Regions from separate parts of the Homo sapiens genome. Here region 1 is linked to region 2. A link is an interaction called in ENCODE POLR2A ChIA-PET data of the cell type or tissue named here. Cell type or tissue: PC-9. All regions are shown on one strand. Each heading gives the region's core, and the rest is flanking DNA. Links, peaks and the distances in the headings are about the cores only.

Evidence for each region. ChIA-PET counts read pairs that join two places held together with the same protein. Peaks named below come from ENCODE experiments on the same cell type or tissue, not always from the same donor. Only the 100,000 strongest peaks of a DNase experiment are listed, where the experiment ranks them.
Region 1: POLR2A ChIA-PET joins it to region 2 with 10 read pairs; 2 of 35 experiments call an interaction of 5 or more read pairs at or near these places.

What each region holds. Positions count from the first base shown.
Region 1 is chr19:14,024,771-14,027,683 of GRCh38, forward strand. No RefSeq gene overlaps it. Among named protein-coding and RNA genes, the nearest start is that of RLN3, 1.9 kb to the right of the region's middle. In PC-9, for the core only: no CTCF peak of the experiment used is centred there; a DNase peak (open chromatin) is centred at 1,151; H3K4me3 peaks cover 336 bases; H3K27ac peaks cover 1,878 bases.
Region 2 is chr19:14,421,759-14,424,671 of GRCh38, forward strand. No RefSeq gene overlaps it. Among named protein-coding and RNA genes, the nearest start is that of DDX39A, 3.9 kb to the left of the region's middle. In PC-9, for the core only: no CTCF peak of the experiment used is centred there; no DNase peak of the experiment used is centred there.

The DNA of each region.
Region 1 (2,913 bases), core at 212-2,711, 400 kb before region 2:
AAGTGCTGGGATTACAGGCATGAGCCACCATGCCCGGCCTCAATTTTTTTTTTTTTTAGACAAGGTTTGGCTCCGTTGTACAGGCTGGAGTGCAGTGATGCAATCTCAGCTCATGGCAGCCTTGAACGCTTAGGCAAAAGTGATCTTCCCACCTCAGCCTCCTGAGTAGCTGGGATCACAGATGTGTGCCACCACACCTGGCTAATTTTTACATTATTTGTAGAGGTGGGGTTTCACCTGTTGCCCAGGCTGGTCTGGAACTCTTGGGTTCAAGCAATCCTCCTGCCTTGGCTGCCCAAAGTTCCGGAATTACAGGCGTGAGCCATCATTCCCAGCCTCTCAATATATATATTTTTATTTTATTATGATGATGATGATTATTTTTTGTGACAAAGTCTCACTCTGTCGCCCACGCTGATGCACAGTGGCTCAATCTCGGCTCACTGCAGACTCTGCCTCCTGGGTTCAAGTGAGTCTCCTGCCTCAGACTCCTGAGTAACTGGGATTACAGGCATGTGCCACCATGCCCAGCTAATTTTTGTACTATTAGTAGAGATGGGGTTTGACCATGTCGGCCAGGCTGGTCTCGAACTCCTGACCTCAAGTGACTCGCCCGCCTCAGCTGCCCAAAGTTCTAGGATTACAGGCATGAGCCACTGTGCCTGGCCACTGCCACTAATTTTACATTATGGTGAGTTGTATGATTATTTCAATATACAACTACAGTATAATAATAATAGAAATAAAGTGCACAATAAATGTGATGCGCTTGGCCAGGCGCGGTGGCTCATGCCTGTAGTCCCAGCACTTTGGGAGGCCGAGGTGGACGGATCATGAGGTCAAGAGATCGGGACCAACCTGGACAACATGGTGAAACCTCGTCTCTACTAAAAATACAAAAATTAGCTGGGCGTGGTGGCATATGCCTGTAGTCCCAGCTACTCGGAAGCTGAGGCAGGAGAATCGCTTGAACCTGGGAGGCAGAAGTTGCAGTGAGCCAAGATTGCGCCATTGCACTCCAGCCTGGTGACACAGCAAGACTCCATCTCAAAAAAAAAAAAAAAAAAAAAAAAAGTGATACGCTTGAATCATCCCGAAACCATCCACTTGACACTCCATCCATGGAAAAATTGTCTTCCACGAAACCGGTTTCTGGCGTCAAAAACGTTAGGATCTGCTGCCTCAGGACACCCTTCTGTGTCTCCGTTTCCTCATTTGTAATATGAGAATTATCTTAGTCCTGAATTCATAACCCCATGCTCTTAAAAGTGTGGTTTCCGCCGGGCGCAGTGTCTCACGCCTGTAATCCCAGCACTTTGGGAGGTCGAGGCGGGCGGATCACGAGGTCAGGAGATCGAGACCATCCTGGCTAACACAGTGAAACCCCGTCTCTACTAAAAATACAAAAAATTAGCCGGGCGTGGTGGCGGGCGCCTGTAGTCCCAGCTACTCGGGAGGCTGAGGCAGGAGAATGGCGTGAACCTGGGAAGTGGGGAGCTTGCAGTGAGCCGAGATCATGCCACTGCACTCCAGCCTGGGCGACAGTGCGAGACTCCATCTCAAAAAAAAAAAAAAAAGAAAGAAAGAAACTGTGGTTTCTGGGCTGGGCGTGGTGCTCCAGGCTGGAGTGCAATGACACAATCTTGGCTCACTGCAACCTCTGCCTCCTGGGTTCAAGCGATTCTCCTGCCTCAGCCTTCTCAGTAGCTGGGATTACAGGCACCCGCCACCATGCCCGGCTAATTTTTATATTTTTAATAGAGACAGGGTTTCATCATGTTGGCCAGGCTGGTCTCAAACTCCTGACCTCAGGTGATCCACCCGCCTCGACCTCCCAAAGTGCTGGGATTACAGGTGTGAACCACTGTGTCCAGCCAATCCCAGCACTTCGAGAGTCTGACGCATTTGGGTCCCTTGAGTCCAAGAGTTTGAGACCAGCCCGGGCAACATTGTGAGGTCTCATCTCTACAAAAAATACAAAAATTAGCTGAGCATGGTGGTACACACCTGTAGTCCCAGCTACTTAGGAGGCTGAGGTGGGAGGATCATTTGAACCCGGGAATTCAAGGCTGCAGTGAGCTATGTTGCCACCACTACAATCCAGCCTGGGCAACATAGCCAGACCCTGTCTCTGAAAAAAAGAAAAAAAAAAAAGTCTGGTTTCTGAACCAGCAGGATCAATGTCACCTGGGAACTGGTTGGAAATGCAGATTCTTAGATATGTTCCATACCTGTTGAGTCAGGAGCTCTGCAGGTAGGACACAAAGATATGTGTTTTGTTTGTTTGTTTTTGAGACAGAGTCTCACTCTGTTGCCCAGGCTGAAGTGCAGTGGCGCCATCTCAGCTCACTGCAACCTCCACCTCCCAGGTTCAAGCAATTCTCCTGCCTCAGCCTCCCAAGGAGCTGGGGCTACAGACATGAGCCACCACACCCGGCTAATTTTTTGTATTTTTAGTAGAGGCGGGGTTTCACCATGTTGGCCAGGCTGGTCTCGAACTCCGGACCTCAGGTAATCCTCCTGCCATGGCCTCCCAAAGTGCTGGGATTACAGGCGTGAGCCACCGCGCCTGGCCTGATTTCTGTTTTAACAAGCCTACCCAAAGATTCTGAAGCTCACTCACATTTGAGAACCATTACCCTGGGTTGTTGGGAGAATCAAATACATTACAGAGATATAAAATGCTTTGAGCAGCTGAGGGCTGTGGCTCATATCTGTAATCCCAGCACTTTGGGAGGCTGAGACAGGCGGATCACCTGAGGCCAGGAGTTCGAGACCAGCCTGGCCAACGTGGTAAAACCCCGTCTCTACTGAAAATACAAAAATTAGCCAGGTGTGGTGGTGGGCGCCTGTAATCCCAACTACTTGGGAGGCTGAGGCGGGAGAATTTCTTGAATCTGGGAGGCGGAGGTT
Region 2 (2,913 bases), core at 98-2,597:
CTCTGTCTCAAAAAAAAAAAAAAAAAAAAGTTGAAGTCACCTGTGCTTCACTCCAACTCCTTTCCTCCCAGTACAGAAACAATGCCCTAAAGAAAAACAGTCGTACTGAACAGTTACTGCACCCACCTTTACAAGAATTACAGTCATGGGGTCACATAATGACACGGACATGTTGAGGAATGTCTCCATAGGCAATCTTGTCATTGTATGAACATCATGGAGTTTGATACAGTTTGGATGTTTGTCCCCTCCAAATCTCATGTTGAAATGTGATCCTTCTTGAGCCCAGGAGGTTGGGGCTGCAGTGAGCCATGTTTGTGCCACTGCACTCCAGCCTGGGAGACAGAGTGAGACTGTCTCAAAAAAAAAAAAAAAAAAAAAAAAGAGGAAAGAGGCCAGGTGCGGTGGCTCACGTCTGTAATCCCAGCACTTTGGGAGCTGAGGTGGGCAGATCACGAGGTCAGGAGATCGAGACCATCCTGGCTAACACGGTGAAACCCCGTCTCTACTAAAAATACAAAAAATTAGCTGGGCGTGGTGGCGGACACCTGTAGTCTCAGCTACTTGAGAGGCTGAGGCAGGAGAATGGCGTGAACCTGGGAGGTGGAGCTGGCAGTGAGCTGAGATAGCGCCACTGCAGTCTGGCCTGGGTGAAAGAGTGAGACTCCGTCTCAAAAAAAAAAGAGAAAAAAGAAAAAGAATAAAACAAAAATAAAGAAGAAAGAGGAAGGAAGGAAGGAAGGGGAAACGAAGGAAGGAAGCCAGGCAGGCAGACAGGTGATCCGCAGTGTTGGATGTGGGACCTAGTGGGAGGTCTTTTTGGTCACAAGGGTAGATCCCTCATGAATGGCTTAGTGACATTTCCATGGTAAAGTGAGTTCTCCTTCTATTCATGAGATTGCTGATCGTTTAAAAGAGCACGGCACTGCTATCCTCTCTCGGTCTGGCTTCCTTCCTGTCTCACCATGGAATGCCTGCTCCCCTTCCCCTTCAACTATGATTGGAAACTTTCCGAGGCCCTCCCAGAAACAAATGCTAGTGTCATGCTTCTGGTACAGTCTGCAGAACTGTGAGCCAAATAAACCTCTTTATAAATTACCCAGACTCAGGTATTCCTCTATAGCAATGCAAACTGACCTAGACAAGGGAACTTAGATAAACCTAGATGGGTCTGGGCATGGTGGTTCATTCCCAGCACTTTGGGAGGCCAAGGCGGGTGGATCACGAGGTCAGGAGTTCGAGAGCAGCCTGGCCAACATGGTGAAACACTGTCTGTACTAAAAATACAAAAATTAGCCGGGCATGGTGGTGCGCACCTGTAATACCAGCTACTCAGGAGGCTGAGGCAGGAGAATCACTTGAACCCAGGAGGCGGAGGTTGCAATGAGCCGAGATCCTGCCATTGCACTCCAGCCTGGGCAACAGAGTGAGACTCCATCTCAAAAAAAAAACCTAGATGGTATGGCTACTACACGTGTAGGCTATGTGGTATAGCCCAGCAGTCCCCAACCTTTTTGGCACCAGGGACCTGAATGATGGAAGACAATTTTTCCATGGACGTAAGGAGGGTGGATGGTTCTGGGATGAAATTGTTCCACCTCAGATCATCAGGCATTAGTTAGATTCTCATAAGGAATGGGCAACCTCGATCCCTCACATGCACAGTTCACAATAGGGTTGAGCTGCTATGAGAATCTAATGCTGTTGCTGATCTGAGAGGAGGCAGAGCTCAGGCTGTAGGTAATGCTCACCCATCACTCACCTCCTGCTGTGTGGCCTGGTCCCTGACAGGCCACAAGGCCAGGGAGGGGTGGGGGTGGGGACCCCTGCTATATAAAGCCTACTGCTCCTAGGCTACCAACCCGGACAGTGTGTAACTGTCTGAATACTGTAGGCAATTGCAACACAATGCTAAGTATTTGTTTTGTTGTTTTTACCTTCATCTTCTTTGTGATGTTACAATGGTAGGTATTTGGATATCTATACATATCAAAACATAGAAAAGGTACTGGGTGTAGTGGCTCACACATGTAATCCCAGAACTTTGGAAGGCTGAGGCAGGAAGTTCAAGACTAGCTTGGGCAATGTGGTGAGACCTCTTCTCTACCAAAGGAAAAAAAAAAAGCTAAAAAGCTACTTCATATAAATTTCCTTTCATTTCCCTTTTTATTTTTCCCATTTACTTTTTTTTTTTTTTTTTTTTTTTTTGAGACGGAGTTTCACTCTTGTTCCCCAGGCTGGAGTGCAGTGGCACGATCTCGGCTAACTGCAACCACCACCTCTCGGGTTTAAGCGATTCTTCTGCCTCAGCCTTCCGAGTAGCTGGGATTACAGGCACCTGCCACCATGCCCGACTAATTTTTATTTTTTTTCAAACAGGGTCTGGGCCAGGCACAGTGGCTCACGCCTGTAATCCCAGCACTTTGGGAACCGAGGCGGGTGAATCACCTGAGGTCAAGAGTTCAAGACCAGCCTGGCTAAAATGGAGAAAACTCGTCTCTACTAAAACTACAAAAATTATCTGGGCATGGTGGCAGGCACCTGTAATCCCAGCTACTCAGTTGTCTGAGGCAGAATAATCTTGTGAACCTGGGAGGTGGAGGCTGCAGTGAGCTGAGATCACACCACTGCACTCCAGCCTGGGCGACAGAGCGAGACTCCGTTTCAAAAAATAAAATTACATGATATAAATAAAAAGAAAAAAATAAACAGTCTGGCTTTCACTCGGGCCATAGTGCCAGGTGAGATCTCAGCTCACTGTAACCTCCACCTCCTTGGCCCACTAATTTTTGTATTTCTTAGAAGAAATGAGGTTTTGCCATGTTGTCCAGGCTGCTCTGGAACTCCTGAGCTCAAGCAATCTTCCCGCCTCTGCCTCCCCAAAGTGCTAGGATTATAGGCATGAGCCACCCC